Linked DNA regions of Homo sapiens: region 2 is linked to region 1. The links are chromatin loops, found by intact Hi-C in ENCODE. Cell type or tissue: PC-3. All regions are shown on one strand. Each heading gives the region's core, and the rest is flanking DNA. Links, peaks and the distances in the headings are about the cores only.

Region 1 (12,387 bases), core at 6,052-8,551:
TTACTTCAACCCGGGAGGTGGAGGTTGCAGTGAGCTGAGATCATGCTACTGAACTCCAGCCTGGGCGACAAAGCAAGACTCCGTCTCAAAAAAAAAAAAAAAAAGGCTGGGCGCGGTGGCTCACGCCTGTAATCCCAGCACTTTGGGAAGCCGAGGCAGGTGGATCACGAGGTCAGGAGATCGAGACCATCGTGGCTAACACGGTGAAACCCCATCTCTACTAAAAATACAAAAAATTAGCCAGGCGTGGTGGCAGGTGCTTGTAGTCCCAGCTACTTGGGAGGCTGAGGCAGGAGAATGGTGTGAACCCGGGATGCAGAGCTTGCAGTGACCCAAGATCGCGCCACTGCACTCCAGCCTGGGCAACAGAGCGAGATTCCATCTCAAAAAAAAAAAAAAAAAAAAAAAAGAAGGAAGGAAACTACCGCTTGCTGCAACTACTACGTGCCCCGCACTGTGCTCAGTGACGTGCCAGCCACCTTGTTTAATTCCCATGGAAACCCCTGAGGCACGATTCCTATTCCCCTGCTAAAGATGCGAAGGCAGAGGCAGGGTCAGGCAGAGGAGAGGCAAGTGAGGCATAGGAACCCAAGGGCGCAGGCCTCCTTGCAGCGCGCATCCTTGCCCGCTCAGCCTGAGCCGAGGCTCAGAGAGAAGTAACTTGCTCAGGGTCACAGAGGGGCAAAAGACAGAACCAGGACTCATACCCTGGTCTTTTCTCTCACCACACAGCTGCCTCTAGGGCAGACGGGAAGACCCACTGGCTGCGAGGACGAGCCCTTCTGATGTGCTCACCTGGGAAAGTAGAGTAGGACACAAAGATGTCACTGGGTGTGGGCAAACTAGATATGGCGTCCAGCTGGTCGAAGGTCCTCAAACCTTCCTGGAACGGGGTGGCATCTGGCTCGGGGTTACTGCCAGGGGACTCGTCTTCAGGGGAAGTGGAGGCCACCTCAAACCCATGGTCTTTCTGCTCTGCAGGAAGCAGAAACAAACACCTCTTGTCATTGAAATACACAGACAAGGATGGTTCAACATATGAAAGTCGGTGCAATATACTACATTAACAGTGTGAAAGGAAAATAAATCTTGGGACCCCAAACTCATTAAGCCAAACGGAAAAGTCAAGCTGGGAACTGGGTCACGCAAACCTGCCTCCCCGTTTTGGTTCCTAAATAAGATGGCTACAAGATGAAAAGCTACACACCTCTCCCATATTTTGCCCACAAGGAAATTCCTGGTGAGCTCCAAGATAGTTGTCTGATAAAATTCACCACGGCAATGTAAATGGATAGCTTATCTTTACAGAGGCATCACCCCTCTGCCCACCTGGCACAAATGCATATCTGATTATTCCCCTGCCCCATTTGTCTTTGTTATCTTACGTAAAAATGCAGGTTCCCTGCATTTTCCCCTGCCCTATGTTACCTTACGTAAAAATGCAAATTCACTGAGCCAGACAAATGCTTGAATGACTATTTCCCCCTACCCTGCTCTTACCTGAAAACTGTGTACTTCTCAATATCCTGCCCTTTCCCCTTTAAATTTGGAACCCTAAAATTCATGTTCAGAGAAAGGCATAGACCTGTCTCCTGGGCGTGCATCCTTAACTTTGGCAAAAGAAACTTCTTAAATTGACTGAGACCTGTCTCAGATTTTTGGGGTTCATAAGAGAATGAAAAAAACCCTACATCATCATCTCAATTGATGCAGAAAAAAGCACATGACAAAATTCAACAAGCTTTCATGATAAAAACAGTCAACAAACTCAGAATAGAAGGAAACTACCTCAACATAGTAAAAGCCATATATGAAAAACCCACAGCAAACATTATACTCAATGGTGAAAGACTGAAACCTTTTTCTATAAGATCAGGAAGAAGGCAAGAATTTCTGCTTTTGCCACTTCTATTCAACACATTACTAGAAGTTAATAGAGCAAGGAGGCAAGAAAAAGAAATAAAAGACATTCAAATTGGAAAGAAGGAGTAAAATTATCTCTACTCACAAATGGTATGATTTTATATGCAGAAAACCCTAAAGATGAAACACTATTAGAACAAATAAAATTAGCATATTAGCAGGATACGAAGCCAACCACAAAAAATACTTCCATTTCTATACACTAACAATGAACAATCAGAAAAAGAAATTACAAAAATGGTTCCATTGACAATAGCATCAAAAATAATAAAATAGTTAGAAATTAACTTAACCAAGATGAAAGACTTGTAAAATGAAAACTACAAAACATTGCTGAAAGAAAGAAGGCTGGATGCCATGGCTCACGCCTGTAATCTCAACACTTTGGGAGGCTGAGGCAGGAGGATCCCTTGAGCCCAGGAGTTCCAGACCAGCAAAACCTCATCTCTACACATAATAAAAAATTTAGCCAGGTGTGGTGGCATGTGCCTGTGGTCCCAGCTACTCGTGAGGCTGAGGTGGGAGAACCACTTGAGTCCAAGCAGTTGAGGCTGCAGTGTGCAGTGATCGCGCCACTGCACTTCAGCCTGGGTGACAAAGCAAGACCCAGTCTCAAAAAAGAAAAAGAGCCGGGCACAGTGGCTCACACCTGTAATCCCAGCACTTTGGGAGGCCAAGGCAGGCAGATCACCTGAGGTCAGGAGTTTGAAACAAGCCTGGCCAACATGGTAAAACCCCGTCTCTATTAAAAAATACAAAAATTACCCAGGCGTGGTGGTGGGCACCTGTAATCCCAGCTACTTGGGAGGCTGAGGCAGGAAAATCACTTGAATCCAGGAGGCGGAGGTTGCAGTGAGTCAAGATCGTGCCATTGCACTCCAGCCTGGGCAACAGAGCAGGACTCCATCTAAAAAAAAAAAAAAAAAAGAAAGAAAGAAAGAAAGAAAAATAAAGAAGACATAGGCCAGGCACAGTGGCTCACGCCTGTAATCCCAGCACTTTGGGAGACCGAGGCTGGTGGATCACTAGGTCAGGAGATTGAGACCATCCTAGCCAACATGGTGAAACCCCGTCTCTACTAAAAATATAAAAATTAGCTGGGCGTGGTGGCGTGTGCCTGTAATCCCAGCTACTCAGGAGGCTGAAGCAGGAGAATTGCTTGAACCAGGGAGTCAGAGGTTGCAGTGAGCCGAGATGGCGCCACAGTCCTCCAGTCTGACAACAGAGCGAGACTCTGTCTCAAGAAAAAAAAAAAAAAGATATAAATAAATGGAAATATATCCTATGTTCATGGATTAGAAAACTTAAAGATCTCAATACTACCCAAAGCAATCCATAGATTAAATGTAATCCCTATCAAAACCCCAATGATGTTTTTTGCAGAAATAGAAAATCTATCCTAAAATTCACACGAGAATCTCAAGGGACCCCAAATAGACAAAACAATCTGGAAAAAGAGCAAAATTGGAGGACTCACACTTCCTGATTTCAAAACTTACTACAAAGCTACAGTAATCAAAACAGTATGGTACTGGCATAAAGACAGACATAGGTCAATGTCATTGAATAGAGCCCAGACATACACCCTCACATGCGTGGTCAAATGAATTTTGAAAAGGGTGGCAGGACCATTCAGTGGGGAGAGGGCAGTGGTTTTTTGTTTTGTTTTGGGGGATTGTTTTTTGTTTTTGTTTTTGTTTTTTGAGAGAGTCTCATTCTGTCACCCAGGCTGGAGTGCAGTGGTGCAATCACAGCTCACTGCAGCCTTGACCTGCCAGGCTCAAGTGATCCCCCACCTCAGCCTCTCAAGTAGCTGGGACTACAGGTGCCACCACACCCAGTTAATTTTTGTATTTTTTGTAGAGACAGGATCTTGCCATGTTGCCCGGGCTGGTCTCAAACTCCTGGGCTCAAGCAATCTGCCTGCCTTGGCCTCCCAAAGTGCTGGGATTACAGGCATTTTTTTTTTTAAGAGACACACTTTTGCTCTGTTGCCCAGATTGAAGTGGCATGATCTTAACTCGCTCCAGCCTCAAACTCCTGAGCTCAAGCAATCACCCCAAAAAAATGGTTAAGATAGTAAATTTTATGTTATATGTATTTTGCCACAATTTTTAAAAAGACATAAAACTTGTCTTTTTTTAGAAATATAGTTGAGGAAACTGTCCACTATATCATAGGCACTCACTCAAACCCTTTACTCAGGCTGTCAAGATCACAGTGTCCCCTTTAAGACAACCAAGGGAAGAAATGTGTCTGGAGTCTCTATTCCTGACTTCTGTCTTGCAAATACCAGATATAGAACTATAGAACACCAGATTCCATGGATCTTGAAAGTGATCTTTTTTTTTTTTTTTTTTTTTTTTTGAGACAGAGTCTCGCTCTGTCATCCAGGCTGGAATGCAGTGGCGCGATGGCTCACTGCAAGCTTCGCCTCCTGGGTTCAAGCGATTCTCCTGTCTCAGCCTCCCAAGTAGCTGGGACTACAGGCGTGTGCCACCACACCTGGCTAATTATTTGTAGAGATGGGGCTTCACTGTGTTAGCCAGGATGGTCTTGATCTCCTGACCTCGTGATCTGCCCGCCTCAGCCTCCCAAAGTGCTGGGATGACAGGCGTGAGCCACCGCCCCTGGCCAATGATCTTATTTCCAATGGCGGCTGGAAAGCGTAAAAAATGCGCAGGCCACCTCTAGCAAGTAGCTATCAGTATTCCATTTTATGTAATTAGGCAACTGAGACTGAGATAAGTTAAGGGGTTTCCCCCCAGACAGAGGCTGACTGGGACTTTGACCTACCTCATTTTTGAGTCTACTATTACCAATGGCTGGGATTTTTCCATGTTTCTTTACATCTGCAAAGTGATTTTATCTCTAAAATCAGTCGTTGTATACCTTAAATTTTTAATTCACTTGTACATTAGAGAACTGTAGAAAGCTGCAGGACATCCTAGGATGTATTTTTGGAATCCAAACTTTTACTTTTCTTCTCTCCTTGTGTTCCCTCTCTATTTTGTCCTAGTGTTATCATTTGTACTTCTTGCACTATGGCAAATCCTTTTCTAGAATCAAAGAAGCCATCAGAAAAATACCAAATAGACACCAAGTCATGGATAATGAAATCCATGGAGATGTTTACACCTTCTAATCCAGTAATTTCCTAAGAAAATAATTCAAATGCAGTCAAAAGCTTTCTATATGAAGACACCTGTGGTTGTGTGAGCCAAAAATTAGATATCACCTAAATGGCCGACATTAGGAAAATGGTTTAGTAAATTAGTGCATGTCATGAAAATGGCCCATTATAAAGCCATTTGAGCTAGTGATGATGAAGGCCATGGAGATCTGGGGAACTGCTTAAGGGATAACGTTAGCTGAGAAAAGCAGACTGTGCTCATGGGCTGGAATCCAAAAGGAAGATGCAAAAATGAGATGGCTGTATTAGCTTATAACATTCTGAATTATTTTCTTTTTTAGGTTGCCATATTTTTTGTCTTTTCCATTTTAAAATCTAGACTCCCCAAAGGCAGTGCCAAGCTTGGAAAACAGAGAGGTCCTGGCAGGACTTGTGCCCCACATGGCTCAGCTACAGAGCTACTGAAGTGGAGACACTGACGGAGGTCTTCCGGGATGAGGTCTTCTGCAGTAGGGCTCATGGTGGGTGGGGTAAGGCGGAGCACAGAGGGCTACTCAGGAAAGAAGGCATCTAACAAGAGCTTTGGTTAAAAAATATAAATATATATTTAACTATGTATACATACTGCAGAAAAAAAAAGAGAAATTTTTTTAAAAATAGGCTGAAGTTGGAGTAGGAGTGATCCAGAGGGTCCCCTGCAAAAACACTCCTGGAGAATGTGACTGTGATCCAGGCCCTGATGCCATCAGGGAGAACGGTCCTGGTGAGAGAGACAGCAAGTGCTGTGGCCGCAACGCAGGCAGGTTTGCATGGCTGGATCTATGTGACTGAGGGAAGTCACAGTTCACCCAGAGGAGCTGGGGGCCCATCTGGCAGGAACAGAGGTGGCTCTGGCAACCCCATAATAGTAACACCAAAATCTATTGACCTCTTACCCCACACAGCTAAAGCTCAGAAACCACTGGTCATTGGCATTCTCCCAGCTGATATGAGGGGCGCGGAATTCTGCCCCATGTTTTTTGCCTCTCAACTATCCCACTGCTTCTCACGGAGGCCCCCAGCCTCCAAAGGGGGGCCTCTTTGATCTGTGACAGCCATGTTTTTCTCCAGATTTTGTGGTTCATTGCTTCTGGTTGTTTTCTTGGTAGAGACTCCGGAATCTGCCCCAGGTGTCTGGGAATGACGTGAAACAGCACAGCAAGGAGGCCTGAGGCGTGAATGTGATGGTGCTGGGTCTGCCTGGCAGCCTGTGGGGGCGGAGGGATGCCTAAGTGGGGGATGCCGTTAAGAATGGCCAGAAGAGACAGGGTGAGCAGAGAGGCTGAGAAGAGACAGCAGATCAGAGCAGGGGGTGTGGGGGAAAGGAAAGAGGGGGTCAGGCGGGGCGCTAAGGCAGCTCCGTTCACGTGTCAGCCTCAGCCCACAAATCTGATGTGAAGGCCTTGCCTAGGGTGTTCTGCACTGTATGCATGGCTTGGTTCTTGGAGAGCCTCGGTTCTTAGAGAGCCTCATTAATGCAAAACTCCCCGTAGGGCAGGACTCATTCCCCACAAGAATAAATATACAGTAGGAGGAGATGTTCCCTCCGCACAGAAAATCCACGACCACTGCAGCATATTGTCATTGCTTTCTGTCTTCTCAGCCCGATCTCTCAAATCCCAAAGAGGGGTCACCCCAAAATTGACGGCTCAGCCTCAGAGAGGTGGCTACTTGGTTGCCTATCACGCTGACGTTGCACACCAAAGTTATCGACTTTAATGCACATTTTTCAGCCCTGGTGCTGTTACCTCCTAATGAATGGGTGGATGACATGTTGGAGGGTTTTAAAATTATTATTTAAAAATGATTTTTAAATTATTTATTATTATATTTAAATTAATTATTAAATGATTTTTAAATTAAATATTTTTAAAGTATTATAGTGAGTTATAAAATAGCAATACAAGAGTCCTCAAAACCCAGGACAGGTGTTCTGATGCATGTAAACAGACCCCTCGCCAGGCACTAGTGAAGAACGGGGACCTTTCTATTTCTGCTCTCAGCTGACGTGGCGCCACCATGTGGTAACTGCGTTAAGCACCAGGTCACGCAGCCTGCGGAGGCAAAGCAAGGACCCGACTCCAAAGGGATATCTTAATCACTGCATGCTGGCTTTGAAATCTTGCTGTTTTCTGTGAGTTTTGTTTTAATGATGGAAATCTACATTATGCCAAATTTGGCTCATATTTTTTTTTTATTTTTTATTTTTTTAGAGACAGGTGACAGACTGGCTCTGTCACTCAGGCCGGAGTGCAATAGTGTAAACATGGCTCACTGTAGCCTCGACCTCCAGGGCTCAAGCGATCTTCCTGCCTAAACATCCCAAGTAGCTGGGACCATAGGCACACACCACCAGGCCTGGCTAATGTTTTAAATTTTATGATAGAGACTGGTCTCAAACTCCTCGTCTCAAGAGATCCTCCCACCTTGGCCTCCCAAACTGTTGGGATTACAGGCGTGAACCACCACAGATGCTTTTGTATGGTTCTCCTTTACATTCAAATTAGAATCCACATGAGACGCAACCAGACTGTGGGCTCTGTGCCAGGCTGGGGGCCTGGCTGCAGGGTAGGCCTGGCCCTCCCCTCAGAGCTGACCAGGGGATAAGCCCATCTCAATACAATGAGACAGTGCTATGGTAGGGGAGGGACAGAGGCTGCAGGAGCACAAAGGCCAGCTAACCCTGACTTTGGCCAAGAAAGGGGGTGTTTAGGGAAGTGACAATAAATTGTAACCAGAAGGATGGATGATTAAGAGTCAGCCAGGTGCCAGGCACGGTGGCTCATGCCTGTTATCCCAGCACTTTGGGAGGCGGAGGTGGGAGTATCACTTGAACCCAACAGTTCAAGACTAGCCTGGGCAATATAGTGAGACCCCCATCTCTAAAACAAAATAAGTAAAAATGAATTTTAAAAAAAGAGTTAGCCAGGGGAGCAGGTAGAAGAGCAAGCAAGAGCCTGGACATCCTGGGAAGGCTGGGCCGTGCTGGGGACTCGGAGCATGCCAGGCTGGGGAAGGTGAAGTGGCAGGGGCCAGGTCACCAAAGGCCTTGGAAGCCCTGCTACTGAGTCCTAAGAGTGACAGCAGATATTCACGTGACAAAGGCCCTCCCTGCTGTTGAGACTGAGACTGGATGGGGCATGGGAGGAGCACAAGACTGACTAACTGTCCAGAAAGTAGGTATGCCTGCTCAGCCTGCATTCCTAATTCCCCTGCCCTTTCTGTCTTTCATTTGATTCATAGGAGAAAGAGGGACCGGAGGCTCCGAAGGAAGAGCATTGCTGGACCACACACTGTGGATAAGACAGGAGGTGAGGCAGAGCAGGGTTTCTACAGCCCCGAGAGTGGCAGCCTTCCTCACTTCCTGTTACTGTTGTCCTGAGGGAACTCTGCTGGCGACAGCGGGGTGGGGGACTCTTATGTGACACTGGGTCCTCCGGGGTGGGAGCGGGGGGCAGGCTGGGTTTTCAGTTATTAAAATGAACCAATCACTGTACACACACCAATTAGTGCATTAAATATTATTAAAGTTGCCTGGGCACAGTGGCTCACGCCTGTAATCCCAGCACTTTGGGAGGCCGAAGTGAGCAGATTGCTTGAACCCAGGAGTTCAAGACCAGCCTGGGCAACATGGCAAAACCCTGTCTCTACAAAAAAAAAATAGAAAAATTAGCTGGGCATGGTAGTGTGCACCTGTAGCCCCAGCTACTCAGGAGGCTGAGGTGGGAGGATCACCTGAGCTTGGGAGTGGGTTCTGTTATTTTCCCCATTTGCTGAGCTGTCTAGAGATGAACTGGCCCAGGGCTGTGTGATAGATAGGTCAGTAGCCCATCCAGGGTTAATCAAGTGTTCTCAATCACTTGTGGTCAAGTTATGGGCATGGGTCATGACAGTGACTTAATACAGTTCATGTCAAATTATAAATTCCAGGAGACTGAAACTCTGTTTTTCCCCTATCCCCAGCACCTAACGCACAGCCTGGTATATACAGATGGTGCTCAATAAACACTTACTGGATGAATGATGTGACCAGAGACTGCTCTCCTAGGTAGCCTCCACCCAACTCCACCAACGTGGAATAGGGATGGGGCAGTTGGATGTGCACAGGAGAAATAGACCACAGGTGCCCATGTCACAGCTGGACGAGCTGGACAGCGCTATGGTATAACAGTGCTCACTTCTCTGGCAGATCAGGCTGGAGGCAAGGAACTGATATACCTTCTGAATGTTCCAGTCCGTGGAGAGCCTAGGGCAGAGGGGACTCCCTGGGACAGAATTTCTAGCGCTCCCTGATATTCCTGTCATGACCCACAAACTAGGAACCCCATGTTTGTCTCTCTTCCCTCTTTTTTTATAAGAAAATCAGATAACACTGTAATAGGAGTTAAGTTTAAAATTAGAGCATACAGCAAAACTACAAAGAATCCAAGTAATACATTTAAAAAACAAAACAAAAATAGAGACAGGGTCTCGCTGTGTTGCCCAGGCTGGTCTCGAACTCCTGGCTCAAGCAATCCTCCTGCCTCGGCCTCCCAAAGTGTTGGGCATGAGACACTGCACCCAGCCCAAGTAATCTTTAAATGTTCCTCGAACCCCCACAACTACACTTTTGAAAATTCCAATATTTAAATTCTTTGGTTTCTCCATGCAGTTTAGCTGTGGCCACCCTTTCTCTGGGATAGTGGAAACGGGGTCTAGTTGATGGAGGTCAGGAGAATGGTGACAAGAAAAATAAAAAGAGGTTTCTCCTCTCTCTTCTGCTTTCTTTTTGCCAAGTCTTTGGAATTGAAGCTGCCAAAGTTACTTGAGCCCATGATGCCACTGTGCCATGAAACAGAAGACTCTGACCTCTACAAAGCAGACAGAGCAGGGCCTGCTCCAGCCAGACAGAGGTGCTGCCAAAAAGGGACCATGTGTGGTACCCTCTGACTGCCTGGAGAGACCTCATGGGCCCTGTGAGGGGCAGGCTGGAGAAAGAAGCAGGTGGCGGCTCCCTCCCCACCAGACCCACCCAGAGGGAGGCTGAGGAGCTGCTTACCCCCACCACAGGCCTGGATGAAAAAGAGCTTGGGCTTCCCTCCCAGGCTGGGGCAGCTGGTCCCATTGAAGATGTTCACAATCTTCTCGACCGACACAGGGCATCCATCTGTGCCGTAGACAGCCCCTGGGAACTGCAGGTGGCTGGCCTAGAAGACCAAGAACCCTGGTTACAAAACCAAGAAGTTGGAGTAGGAATCCAACAGCCTGTTCAGAGGTTTTGTGGGAGCCAAGGATTTGGAAGGTCAAAGCCAGGGGCACGAGGCTGATTGAGACAGAGCAGGTTGGTTCTGGAAAGACCCTGGTCAGCATCTGGAAAGACACCTTGACAGCAAGGGGTTGCATGTCAAACTCATGTGCCTCTAGGGGCCAGTGTGCCTGGAGAGTGCTGGCTGCGGCCTCTAGACCAGTGGTTCTCAAAGTTTGGCCCCTGCAGCAGCGGCATCAATATCGCTTGGGAACTTGTAAGAAATGTGATTCCTGGGCCCCACCCAGACCTCCTAATCAGCAGTATGGTCCTCCAGGCCCCTCTGACTGAGGCAGCTCAACGCTGAGAGTGGCTGCTTTAAATCAGTTCAGCTCAGACCTCAAGGGCATGGAAATCACCTGGAAACCTTGTTGCTGGGCGGACTTGGAATGAAGAGGTCCAGGGTAGGGCCTGGGAGTCCACATTCTTCATGAGCTCTAGGGACCATATTATGAGAGAAAGGACCAAAGGGAAAGCCCTGCCCAGCCACAGGCTGGAGTTTTACTGGCTGAAGATGCTGGCCTCGTCAGGCCAGACCTTTGCGGTTTGTCAAGAGAAACTAGAAATCCTGATTTTTATGTGAAATTTGCCAGTTTTCAAAACACCGTGCAGACCACAGGGGGACTCCAGGCCCCAGCTTATAACTGTGATCTGTCCAACTCCTCAACTTAAAAGATGAGGAAACTGAGGCCCAGTAAGGGGTAAGGGCTTAATCACAGTGACAAATACGTAAGGGGCCAAGCCCCCAGTGGGCCTGGTGTCCTGAGTCCCACCAGCAGCAAGGGGCCTGGGGCAGTGCCTCACAGGACAGAGACAGGAGCTGAGACAACATGTGTGCTGTACCCGCCTCTGAACAAACTCTGGGTGCAGGAGCTTCGTGAGCAGACCTGGTCTCTGCCCTCCCTCTCCCAGAGGGCTTCTCCCAGGAACACCGACCTGCCCAGGACGGTGCAGCCAACTCCTCAGAGGACCACATGGCTCCCAAGAAAACAACAGGAGGTGGGCAGGGCCCCACAGCCCTTTTCCACAAAGCCAAGGGTGTTTTGGACACAAGAAGGGACATGGCCCCTGCACAGCCTCTTGGCACGGCCAGTACCCAATGCCTGCCCAGGGAACAGTGGGAGGCTTCCTACCTGACAGCCGTGAGAGAGAATGACCACCACGCAGCAGTCCAGAGCACCGTGGTCCTGCTGCGCCAGCTCCAGCAAAGCCAGCACCATTTTCTACAAGAGAGGGCTGCAGGTGAGCCAGAAGCACGGATAGGTCTAGATGCAGACTGGACCGTTCCTAACAATAAAAGGGCCCAGCCTGGCCAGGCATGGTGGTTCACGCCTGTAATCCCAGCACTTTGGGAGGCCAAGGCAGGTGGATCATTTGAGGTCACGAGTTCGAGACCAGCCTGGCCAACATGGTGAAACCCCGTCTCTACTAAAAATACAAAAAAAAAAATTTAGCCAGGCATGGTGGCACACACCTGTAATCCCAGCTACTCAGGAGGCTGAGGCAGGAGAATTGCTTGAACCTGGGAGGTGGAGGTTGCAGTGAGCCGAGATCGCGCCACTGTACTCCAGCCTGGATGACAGAGTGGGACTCTGTGCCCCCGCCCCCCCCAAAAAATAAAACAACAAAGGGCCCAACCCAAACGCCTGGGCAGAGCACTTTCTCGGTTTCCCAGGGCCAGTACCGAAGTGCTGACAGTCCCAGCAGTCGTAATAGCCACCATTTTTGGGGAGAAGGTGCTACGCTTGGGCACTGTTCATCTAACCCCCAAAACAACCCAAGGAGGCAGGTACTATTCCTGCTTTCCAGACAAGGAAACTGAGGCACAGGAGGTCACACAGCAGGTGGCCGAGAGAGCCAGTCCTCAAACCCGGACTTCTGCGTCTGAACTTGAACCTGTAGCCGCTGGGCCGTCCTACCTCCCATGGTCCTCCAGATGTAAGGGCTCGCCTGGGGAGTCAGCTGGCTTTTGGAGTCCCTCAAAAGATACTTCCCCACCCACTGCCCC
Region 2 (12,387 bases), core at 3,248-5,747, 47 kb before region 1:
GAGGCTGCTGCAGCAGTCTAGGCCAGAAATAATGCAGCCCGGATGGAGGCGGTAATGAAAAGGAGAAAAGGGAGGTTTCAGTAATTATTTAAGGGGTACAGTTGTAGCGTTGAGCAGCAAGCCTCCAGCCCCACATCTACACAAACTTCCAGGAATCTGATTAATTATCAAAACGATTGTTTGTCAGGAGCCAGGCATGGTAGCACACACCTGTAGTCCCAGCTACTTGGAAGGCTGAGGCAGAAGGATGCTTGAGCCCAGGAGTTCGAGACCAGCCTGGGCAACATAGCAAGACCCTGTCTCTACAAAGAATACAAAAATTAGCCAGGCGTGGTGGCATGTACCTGTCGTGGCAGCTACTTGGGAGGCTGAGACAGGAGGATCACTTGAGCCCAGGAGGTCAAGGCTGCAGTGAGCCGTGATCATGCCACTGCACCCCAGCCTGGTCAACAGAGTAAGATCCTGTCTCAGAAAACGAGAAAAAACAACAACAAAAATTACCATTTGTTAGCTAATACATGGTGAAACACAACCCACAGTTCGGTTTGTTCAACAAGACTGTAAAATTTGGCCAGGCGCGGTGGCTCATGCCTGTAATCCCAGCACTTTGGGAGGCCAAGGTGGGAGTGGATCACCTGAGGTCAAGAGTTCGAGACCAGCCTGGCCAACATGACAAAACCCTGTCTCTACTAAAAGTACAAAAAATTAGCCAGGCGTGGTGGCAGGCACGTATAATCCCAGCTACTCGGGAGGCTAAGGCAGGAGAATCACTTGGACCTGGGGGGTGGAAGTTGCAGTGAGCCGAGATCGTGCCACTTCACTCCAGCCTGGGTGGGCGAAAGAGCAAAACTGTCTCCAAAAAAAAAAAAAAAGAGTGTAAAATTCTCAGCTTTGGGGACAAGATCCATTATTATGCCCAAGAATCAATGCCTATGTATGGTAAACAGAATAATGCTCCCTGCAAAAGATGTGTACACCCCAACCCCCAGAACCTGTGAACATGTTACCTTACTCAGCAAAAGAGATTGTTCAGATATGATTAAATTAAGGATCTTCCCATGGAGTGACCATCTTGGATTATCTGGGTGGGGTCTGTGTAATCAATAAGGGTCCTTAGAACAGTGAGACAAGAGGGTCAGGGTCAGAGAGAGATTTAAGGATGCTGCACTGCTGGCTCTGAAGATAGAGGAAGGGGCCATGAACCAAGGAATGCAGGCGGCCTCTGGAAGCTGGTAAAGGCCAGGAAATGGATTCTTCTCTACACCTCCAGAAGGGAACAGTCCTGCCTATACCTGGACTTTAGCCCAGTGAGGAAAAACTGTGGACTTCTGACCTCCAGAACTACAAGATAATAAATGTGTGTGTTTTTTGCCACTAAGTTTGTGACAATTTATTACAACAGCAATAGGAACCAGATTCACCATCCTTCCTCCCGTGTTAGAAGGCAAAATCCAAAGCGCACTGTGGTGGGTGTAGTGGGGAGGGAGAAGGAGGGGTCAGGAAGGACTCCCTGGGATCTGGCTTGGGTGAGAGTAGGGATTTGTGGACTTTGTCCCAGAGGTCACAAACTGGTGGCTGGAAGGGAGGGAAACTGGAAACTTAGGCACTGACCCTCCCACCTCCACCTTCTGCCTGGGGGCTGGGAGGCCTGGAAGGGGCTGCTGAGAGCCCCACCAGCCACTGATCCACTAGTGTGCCATTGGATGCCTAATAGCCGTTGCGTGGCTAGCATATATTGAGCACTTGCTAATTTGTGTTAGGCTCCGCCCAAGGCTTCATATATATGACCTCATTTCATCCTCATGGCAACCCTGTTTATTATCCCTCTTTACAGATGAGGAAACTGAGGCTCAGAGAGATTTCAAACCTCAGCCCAGATCACACAGCTAGCAATGGGGCACCATGATTTAAACCCAGGTAGTCTAACTCCAGAGCCTGTGCAACTAACAACTTGTGGTTCTGCCATGAATCCTAAAGTCTAAGGATGCCCTTGCACGCTGACCTCCTCTAGTGACCAGGGAGGTGTAGCCTGTGGGGGTGCCGAGAAGCCTCAATAAAACCAGCAATAAGCCCAGAGAGACAGAGGCTTGAGAGAATTATTGCTCCCAGATGCTCACAAAAGACTTTCAGCCACTGTATCAGCTACCAGAGGTGTGATAATGCTGCCTAACAACCTACCCCAAACTCCTAGTGGCATGCAGTGGTGAGCACTTATTGCTGACACATCTGGGGACAGTTGGGGCTGTCAGGCAGCCCTGCTAATTTGGGCTGGACTCACTCATATGTTTAGGGGTCAGCCAGGGTTGGCTGATCCAGTGTGGGTCAGACTGGGCAGCCTGGCTCTGCATGTCTCACCCACCTCCCGGGAGGGCCCTGCATGGCAAAGGGCATGGATGCAGGGAGGATGAAGAATCAGGGCCATCTTGGTCAGCCACCACATCCACATTCTCTCTGACTCAAATGAGAAGCATAAACTAGGGCAGGGCAGAGGGAGGGCACTCACTGGGCTGGAGCTCTGAACTCACCACTGACAGGCAGTCAGTGGCTGAGTCACTTAACCTCCCTGGGCCTCAGTTTTCCCCATCTGTGAAATGGACACCTGCCCTGTCTCCTTACTGGGGAGCCAATGAAATGACAGAGGCTAGTGAATGGGGCAGAGAGGGCCATTACTACTACTGACTTCGCTCCCTGGACTCAAATATTCCCTCTGTCTTTTTTTGAGATGGAGTTTCGCTCTTGTTGCCCAGGCTGGAGTGCAGTGGCACGATCTCGGCTCACTGCAACCTCCACCTCCCTGGTTCAAGCGATTCTCCTGCCTCAGCCTCCCGAGTAGCTGGGATTACAGACACCCACTACCACACCCAGCTAATTTTTTATTTTTTTAGTAGAGACGGGGTTTCATCATGTTGGCCAGGCTGGTCTCGAACTTCTGACCTCAGGTCATCCACCCACCTTAGTCTCCCAAAGTGCTGGGATTAAAGGCGTGAGCCACTGCACCCGGGCTTCCCTCTCTCTTTTTGTTCCTTAAGAGAGGAAGGCTCATTCCTAGCAGGCCTCAGACCTCAGGCCTCCGGCATATCCTTGGGGGTCCACTTCCCAGAAACTGAGTCCTATCAAGTTGAGACACAGGTTGAGTCTACAAAGGTCCTCATGGCAGTGGGCCAGGGGACCACGTGAAGGCAGAGAATAAACAGGCAGCATCTTCCCATAGCATCCATTTTCTGTGAAGATCAGAAGGGAAGAAAAAACTTTATATTGAAATGAACCCAGCTATATTATGAAGTTGCAAAATTCAAATTAAGCTTTCAGATGAAGAATGAGACTTCCAAGACATTTTGCTATTGTTAGTGCTGCGTGCTAGACCCCAGATCATCACTTTACTGCAAACTAGAGCCTGCAAACCAAATCTGTTTTGTAAATAAAGTTTTATTGGAACATGGCTATGCCCATATGGCTGCTTTTGCACTGCAACGGCCGAGTTGACTAGTTGTGACAGAGACCATATGGTCTGCAAGTCTGAAATATTTAGTATCTGGCCCTTTACACAGAAAGTTTGCCAGCCGCTAAACTACTTGGATTCTTTGATGAAAAGGTTTCAAGAATTCTGTGCTGCTCTAATATCGGAGGCCCGCAGGTCTAAGGAATTAAGAGTAAATGTTTATTGCACAGTTACTATTCTGAGTGCTTTCAGTGAATAAACTGTTGTTTGATTCTAACAATCCTAAGACATAAATGGTATTGTTATTGCTTCTCTTTGATAGGTGAGAAACTCAAGGAATAGAGTGAAATGTACCCTAGCCCAGTGCCTCTCAAATGTTAATATGCAGAGGAACAAAATCATCTGGGGATCCTATTAAACCACAGACACCGAAGATGGGAAATTCTGCATTTCTAACCAGCGACTGAGCTGTGCTGATGCTGCTGGCCCAGGCCACACTCCGTAGAGAGGAGCCAAACCACAGACTCACTACACAGAGGCACTGGGGGTCTTAAGCCCAGGCCCCCAGCCCCTAAGCCACGTGGCTCCTCAGAGTAGTTGTTCTGAATGAGTCACAAACCCCGTGAGAATTTCGCATCTGGCCAGGCACGGGGGCTTACGCATGTAATCTCAGATCACCTGGGGTCAGGAGTTCGAGACCAGCCTAGCCAACATGATGAAACCCCGTCTCTACTAAAATTACAAAAAATTAGCCGGGCATGGTGGCGGGCACCTGTAATCCCAGGAACTCAGGAGGCAAAGGCAGGAGAATCGCTTGAACCTCCTGATGGAGGTTGCTGTGAGCCGAGATGGCGCCACTGCATTCCAGCTTGGGTGGCAGAGCGAGACTCTGTCTCAAAAAAACAAACAAAAAACAAAGCAAAACAAAAAATCCTGACAGCAATGTGATGGAACAGACCAAGCATCTGTTCCTCTCCCTGTTTGTAGATAGGCACCCCGGGCCAGAAAGCCTGTGGGATTGGCCCAAGGTCACACAGCAAATTCACAGCAGGTGTTTGTTCAGTGGCCTCATACAGGACAAACTTTATTTTTATATTAAAACAAACAAAGATACAGAGCAGAACGCCAAATTCACATGAACCTTTAAGATAAAATATGAGACTTAAGAAATAGTTGGTTGCTGTAGTGACTCATACAGACCACAAATGAGTCCAAACTGTTACAGGGATTATGGGATGGAGTTGGGACTGGAATCTACATCTTCTGACATCCAGTCCCATGGGATGCTGCCCCCCACCCAATCTTTCTCACCTTTGCACCATCCTAGGGAGATTGCAGAATTCTTTCCCACCCATTTTCTTACCCGTACAACAATCCTGCAATCCAGGCCTGGATGGTTATCTAGGAAAGTAAGGCCCAGAAGATAAGTGGCTTGTCCAGACCACCACACTCAAAATTGATGGATCAAAGACTTGAACTCGGCTGGGCGCGGTGGTTCATGCCTGTAATCCCAGCACTTTGGGAGGCCGAGGCGGACGAACACGAGGTGAGGAGTTCAAGACCAGCCTGGCCAATATGGTGAAACCCCGTCTCTACTAAAAATACAAAAATAAGTCGGGTGTGGTGGCCGGTGCCTGTAGTCCCAGCTACTAGGGAGGCTGAGGCAGAAGAATCACTTGAACTTGAGAAGCAGAGGTAGCAGTGAGCCGAGATCGCGCCACTACGCCCTAGCCTGAGTGACAGAGCGAGACTCCGTCTCAAAAAAAAAAAAAAAAAAAAAAAAAAAAAAAAAAAAAAAACACTTGATATCAAGTCTTAAGAGTGTGGAGCTGGTCTTTTTTTTTTTTTTTTTTGAGATGGAGTCTTGCTCTGTTGCCCAAACTAAAGTGCAGTGGTGCGATCTCAGCTCACTGCAACCTCCACCTCCAAGGTTCGAGAGGTTATCCTGCCTCAGCCTCCTGAGTAGCTGGGACTACAGGCATGCAGCCCCACACGCTACTAATTTTTGTATTTTTAGTAGAGACGGGGTTTCACCATGTTGGCCAGGCTGGTCTTGAACTCCTGGCCTCAGGTGGTCTGCCCGCATCAGCCTCCCAAAGTTCTGGGATTATAGGAGTGAGCCACCGTGCCCGGCCGTAAAGTGCATTTTCATCCACCAGATGAAGCCCTCCTCTGCCAGCGTTCTGCTTCCCCCCATCATTAGAGTGGCCAGATCCTAATTGTGCATGTCGGCCTTGCCTTCTGCTACATGTGCACCTTCCCCGCATTATGCAAATTCTGCTACATGTGCACCTTCCCCACATTATACAAATCCTTACCACAATGTTGTGAAACAATACTGGGCATGGGTTTCTCTCCCTGTTTCACAGATGGGTCTAGAGACTTACATGACTCAGCCAAGGTCACATTGCAACCCCTGGTATGGCCTAGAACAGGCTTTCTCAGTCTCAGCACCATTGACATTTGGGGCAGGGCGAGTCCTATTGCCCAGTGCATTGTCGGGTGTTTAGCAGCGTCTCTGCTCTCTGCTCCCTGCCCACTGGATGCCAATTTACATCAACCCCAGCCATGACAACCAAAATTCTCTCCAGATGTTGTCAAACGTCTCCTGGTGGGCTGAACCAGCCCCATTGAGAAATACTGCCTTAGAATGCTGTGGGCTCAGCATGCCACCTTAATCTTTTCATTGAAAACACAACTCCTGGCCGGGCATGGTGGCTCAGCCTGTAATCCTAGCACTTTGGGAGGCCGAGGCGAGCAGATCACTTGAGGCCAGGAGTTCGACACCAGCCTGGCCAACATGATGAGACCCCCCGTCTCTACTAAAAATACAAAAATTAGCCAGCAATGGTGGCACACACCTGTAATCCCAACTACTAGGGAGGCTGAAGCAGGGGAATTGCTTGAACCCAGGAGGCAGAGGTTGCAGTGAGCTGAGATCACGCCACTTCATTCCAGCCTGGGTGACAGAGCAAGACTCCATCTCAGAAAGAAAAAAGAAAGAAAGAAAGAAAGAAAACACAACTCCTCTCCTCAGTCTTACCCAGGGAGGGGAACAAAAACAAACAAACAAAAAAAAAAACAACTCCGAGCACCAACAATTAGTATTTTTCTTCCTTCCCTAACACACAACATAATCTCTTCAAAACAGATGGAACCCATATTCCAATATCTACCTTTGGCATCTTTTTCAAAGTATTTCTAGGGTGACATTTGGGAGGAAATGGGAAAAAAAAAATATTTGGACACAGCTCTTTTTTCCACTGGGCTTTGAGAAAACCCCATCTTGCGTGCTCTTACTGTATCTCTCACTGATAAGTCCGCTCATAAAACCAGGGCCTTATCCAGGGCCACGCTTACAGAACTCCCACGGACACACCATGATAAGGACGCTGCTGCTGTCCACTTTGGTGGCTGGAGGTAAGTCCTGTTACCCAGAGGCACTGGTTTCCCATGCCCTGGTGGGGCTGGAAATGGGATCTTCCTGTCCTCCCCTCTCGCCCCCACCCAACCCCTACTGCATTCAGACCTATAATCATAAGAACATTGGAATGGAGTTTCAAAGAATTGGAGCAAAGAGCAGGATTCTATGACCTCTTGGGATCCTTCTAGAACAAGGGTTTTCTATTTGGGGGGTCAGAATGCGCAGCAAGTGTAGTTTACATTGTGTGGGTCGCTGCTTCCTGACTCAAGACCCTTTCTCTTTTCACAGCCCTCAGTTGTGGGGACCCCACTTACCCACCTTATGTGACTAGGGTGGTTGGCGGTGAAGAAGCGAGGCCCAACAGCTGGCCCTGGCAGGTGAGTTGACCACACTGTACTTCTCCCCGTCCCTGCCCCACTCCCTTTACATCTCCCCTTTGCCCTTCCACCATGGCGTCTATTGTGCTGGCAAAGTGAGTATTGATGGGACTCAGAGAGCAGCACAGGCAACTTTAGCAATAAGATATATTTCCGGCTGGGCGCAGTGGCTCATGCCTGTTATCCCAGCACTGTGGGAGGCTGTGGTGGGCAGATCACCTGAAGTCAGGAGTTTGAGACCAGCCTGGCCAACATGGTGAAACCTGCCTCTACTAATAATACACAAGTAGCCAGGTGTGGTGGCACACGCCTGTAATCCCAGCAACTGGGGAGGCTTAGGCAGGAGGATCGCTTGAACCCAGGAGGCAGAGGTTGCAGTGAGCTGAAATTGCACCACTGTACTCCAGCCTGGGCAACAAAGCAAGACTCTGTCTCAAAAAAAAAAAAAAAGATACATTTCTGTGGCCTTGGCCAACCTTGGGAGTGGAGGGAGAGGTGCCTCCTCCAGCTGCAGTAAGGAGCTGTCCCCTCCCCACTGCCCATAGGCAGCAAATATAGTATTACTCTATTAACCAATCAGAGGCTTGTTTACAAATGTACCATCAGTCTAGGAACCATTCAAGACTACCTATGCAAACATTCCTTGCTTTAAGGAACCAATCAGTGCTATTTGCGCAGATTAATCTTTAACCACAGGCAAATCAATGTTACCAATGAAAAAAATGTTTTCTTAAGTTGATATAATCATAGTGGTATCAAGACTAAACTGCCAAGTGGGGCACAGGTGTAAATTACTCAGACGTGTTAATGGTGGGGATTTTAAGAGAAATGTGTAAAGTTTACATTGACATAAACAAATATAGTGAAATCTCATTTATCTGATGTAATTGGGACCGAGTAATTGAAAAGTTGGTTATAAAGAAATTATTTTAAATCATATATATATAGTAAAGATTTTATCTTAGACTATGTAAACAATTTTTTGAGTTCTTAACTGTCTTTTTCATATAAGCCATGCCCCATATCTTATCTACAAACCCGTTTCTTTAAAGCAGAGCAGTAACTTTGAGACGTTCACAAAGCAATCTGAGTTATGAGCCCATCCAATCTTTCCATTTTCTCACAGACACTACTTCAAGAGCAATTTTTTAAGAGTCATGGTGATCCAGTCTCTTCCAAGCATTTAACTTTGTTTCCATATAAATAACGACTCTCTTTCTGAACTCATATTTCATTGGTTACATGTTTAATCAAATTTCATTATTACAAGCATAATTGATATAAACTGCTTTGGGAGCAAACCCAGCTGAATCAGGATGAGTTTCTACCTTAAGTAGGAGGAGCAACTAGCAGCCCACTAGCCTTGAGCATTCAGAGTGACCCATGCAGCAGTCACTGTGTTTAGAGAGGCCAGCGTTCATTCATCTGCTCCTTGATTAAGAGACTGTCAATGATAGGCCAGGCGTGGTGGCTCATGCCTGTAATCCCAGCACTTTGGCAGGCCGAGGCAGGTGGATCACCTGAGGTCAGGAGTTTGAGACCAGCCTGGCCAACATGGTGAAACTCTGCCTCTACTAAAAATACAAAAATTAGCCAGGCATGGTGGCGGGCACCTGTAGTCCCAGCTACTTGGGAGGCTGAGGCACAAGAATCGCTTGAACCTGGGAGGCGCAGGTTGCGGTGAGCCAAGATCACACCTCTGCACTCCAGCCTGGGTGACAGAGTGAGATCCATAAAAAAAAAAAAAAAAAAAAAAAAAAAAAAAAAAAAAAAAAAAAAAAAAGACTGTCAACGATAGAATGATGGCAGATATTTCACATTTTTTTCTTTTTTTGAGACAGAGTCTTGCTCTGTCACCCAGGCTGGAGTGCAGTGGCACAATCATAGCTCACTGCAGCCTCCAACTCCTGGGCTCTGGCCATCTACCTGCCTCAGCCTCCCAAAGTGCTGGGATTACAGGCACCCACCACTGTGCTCACCCATAGTAATTTTTTTTTTTTTTTGAGACAGTGTCACATTCTGTCACCCAGGCTGGAGTACAGTGGCTGGTGAAACATGGCTCACAGCGGCCTCGAACTCCTAGGCTCAAGCGATCCTCCCACCTCAGCCTCCCTATCAGCTGAGACCACAGGTGCATGCCCCCACACCCGGTTAAGTTTCTTTTTTTTTTTTTAGAGATGGGTCTCACTATGTTGCCCAGGCTGGTCTTGAACTTCTGGGCTCAAGTGATCCTCCTGCGTCGGCCTCCCAAAGTGCTGGGATCACAGGCGTGAGCCTCTCAACCCAGCCTCACAATTTATATACTTGGCTTTGTGTGCTTTTGCCAGTTCTTTTGCTTTTCTCACAGTCCCACAGTATTTTTTCCCTGAGAATTTGGAAGAAGGGCCACAGTCCCTCTGCTACAGGGCCCCATAACACCGGGCGCATTTGTGCTAAGAACTAATCATTGCTGCCTACAAAAATACTTCCTCACCCTCTTGCACAAAAGTATTCTTGCCTTGAGAACCAGTGAATGTTAATCCATGAAGAGTCCCTATGCTTTGTGCTTCTGTTTCCCTGCGGAAATAAGGCAGATCTAGCTGGGTGGGGACTCAGATGAGGCAAGTAAGACATTCACTCTGGAGGCAAAATGTAAGGGGGTAGCACAAAACTCAGCAACCAGCCAGGAACAGTGGCACACACCTTTAATCCCAGCTATTCAAGGGGCTGAGGCAGGAGGATTGCTTGAGCCCAAGAGTTTGAGACCAGCATGGGCAACATAGATAGCCATCTCAAAAAAAAAAAAAAAATACAAACAAACAAAAAACCTCACTAACGAAGATGAATGATATTTTAATGCAATTTTGTTTCTTCTCCAGGAGACAGAGTCTCATTCTGTCACCCAGGCTTAATTACAGTATGAGTCACCCTGAGAGCCCTGCACAGTGGCTTATGTTCCCCATTTCCAGAGAAGGCAACTGGGACTTGGAAAGGTTACAGAATTCCCCAAAGGCACTGGGTTAGCCCGGGGGGCGAATGAGGATTCAAATCTGGTTCAGTGCTACCTCTTTAGCTACACTTTGCTGGCCACACATAATACGTATTATGTGGGCTAAATTTCACATCTGTACGATGGTTTCAGCACATTTTTAAATTGGGGGGGGGGTACATCCTTTTAAGTATCTTTTTTCACTTTTTCTAATTTTAAACATCTTTTTTAAGACCTCTTAATGTCACACAAACGAGAAATGCCAAATGGCTAATTAAAAACAACAACGTTCAGAGAAAAGCAGGCATCTGCCAACAAACAGGTCATCGTTCCCCACAGTTATAGGGAGCCCGATCAGAGCAGTCCATGCCCTACTGTCACCTCCCTCCCCTCTGCTTGGCCGTGGCAGGGAATTGAAAGACAGGGGAGGAGGAATGAAGGAACAGGAAGGGCATGGAACAGCTTCATTAGAGACTAAAACAGTGTCAAATGTCACCACCTTAAAGTTCTTTTTTTTTTTTTTTAAAGACCTGGTCTCACTCTGTTAATTTTATTTTATTTTAAAATTTTTTTGGTAGGGTCAAGTTCTCACTATGGTGCCCAGGCTGGTTCACAAACTCCTGGGTTCAAGCAATACTCCCACCTCAGCCTTCTGAGTAACCGGGACTATAGGCATGCACCGCCGCACCCAGCGGCTCATTTTGGGCTATTTTTGTTGTAGAGACAATGTATTTAGTCCTGCCTCACACGGCTAATAAAGACATATCTGAGACTGGGTAATTTATAAAGGAAAGAGGTTTAACTGACTCATAGCTCAGCGTGGCTGGGGAGGCCTCAGGAAACTTATAATCATGGCAGAAGGGAAAGGAAACACATCCTTGTTCACGCAGCGGTAGCAGGGAGAAGTGCCGAGCAAAAGTGGGGGAAAGACCCTTATAAAACCATCAGATCTTGTGAGAACTTACTCACTATCATGAAAACAGCATGGAGGTGACCACCCTCATGATTCAATTACCTCCCACCAGGTCCCTCGCACGACAAATGGGGATTATAAGAACTATAATTCAAGATGAGATTTGGGTAGGGACACAGCCAAACCTTATCAGATGGGGTTTCACCATGTTGCCCAGGCTGGTCTCAAACTCCTGGGCTCAAGTGATCCTCCTTCCTTGGCCTCCCGAAGTGTTGGGATTACAAGCATGAGCCACCATGCCTGGCCTGATTGTTTTTCATGTAGATTGCATTAACACGTTTTTTATCTTGATGGCTGAGGTTTTGGGTGCTGCCTTAAGTTGTGCACATGAGGCGACTGCCTCACTCCCCCTTACCCTTGTCCCAGCCCCGTTCTTGGGAAACTGGAGTGCAGGGAGGCCCTGCTCTTTCAAACCTAGCCACAGAGCTCCTTTGCTTCTCCCCAGGTCTCCCTGCAGTACAGCTCCAATGGCAAGTGGTACCACACCTGCGGAGGGTCCCTGATAGCCAACAGCTGGGTCCTGACGGCTGCCCACTGCATCAGGTAACTGCCTTTCCCTGGGCGCTTGGCCTGCTCACCAGCTGGTGCTCATTTCTGAGCTGGGGGCTCAAATGGCCTGAACCATGCTACATAAAGCAGCCTTGCAAATAACCACTATACTGGCTGAGACACAAGCTGTAGTCAATCAATGGTTCAGTGTGTTGGCCCATCAATGTCAGTACATGGCATGGATGGAGTGTCTGTGCCAGGCAGGCACTGAGGGAGGATGAAGAGGAGGGGAAGGCCCAATCTCTGCCCTCTTGGGGAAACTACATGTGGCCTCTGGATCTGGAATTGGGTTCCCTTGAACAACTTAACTGACTTCTCAAAGCTTCAATACCATCACCTGCAGAAAAATGGAGTAACAGAATTTAGTGTGAATTCAATGAGTTGATTTACCAAAGGGCCTGGCACTTAGTAAGTGCTCAGTGAAAGCTAATTCTGAATTATAGATGAATTATAAAGGCCCACAAGGTTCTGCAACGTTGTTCACTTATCCTCTTCTTTGTCCGTGACCTCTGCTCATCACAGCTGGAACTCACCGGAGTTTCTGCCGGGTCGGCGTGACTCCCTACCAGGAGTGATCCCTTCTCCCATCCGATTTATAATAAGCTCTAGGAGGTATTGGGGAAAATAATAGAGGCCTACAGTCAGGAGTCCTGGCTT

What was found. Peaks named below come from ENCODE experiments on the same cell type or tissue, not always from the same donor. Only the 100,000 strongest peaks of a DNase experiment are listed, where the experiment ranks them.
Region 2: it touches region 1 in a loop (4-fold over the local background); 1 of 110 quality-filtered maps calls a loop at or near these places.

Annotation. Positions count from the first base shown.
Region 1 is chr1:15,494,478-15,506,864 of GRCh38, forward strand. It overlaps CASP9 (caspase 9), which reads right to left. Exons shown (of 9, transcript NM_001229.5): 5 at 11,513-11,602; 6 at 10,134-10,281; 7 at 796-975. Among named protein-coding and RNA genes, the nearest start is that of CASP9, 24 kb to the right of the region's middle. RefSeq lists enhancers at 5,830-6,330, 10,918-11,418. In PC-3, for the core only: a CTCF peak has its summit at 7,135 (motif pointing left); no DNase peak of the experiment used is centred there.
Region 2 is chr1:15,449,935-15,462,321 of GRCh38, forward strand. CELA2A (chymotrypsin like elastase 2A) reads left to right here and starts at 6,798. Exons shown (of 8, transcript NM_033440.3): 1 at 6,798-6,859; 2 at 7,152-7,240; 3 at 11,627-11,724. The coding sequence starts at 6,820. In PC-3, for the core only: no CTCF peak of the experiment used is centred there; a DNase peak (open chromatin) is centred at 4,577; H3K27ac peaks cover 429 bases.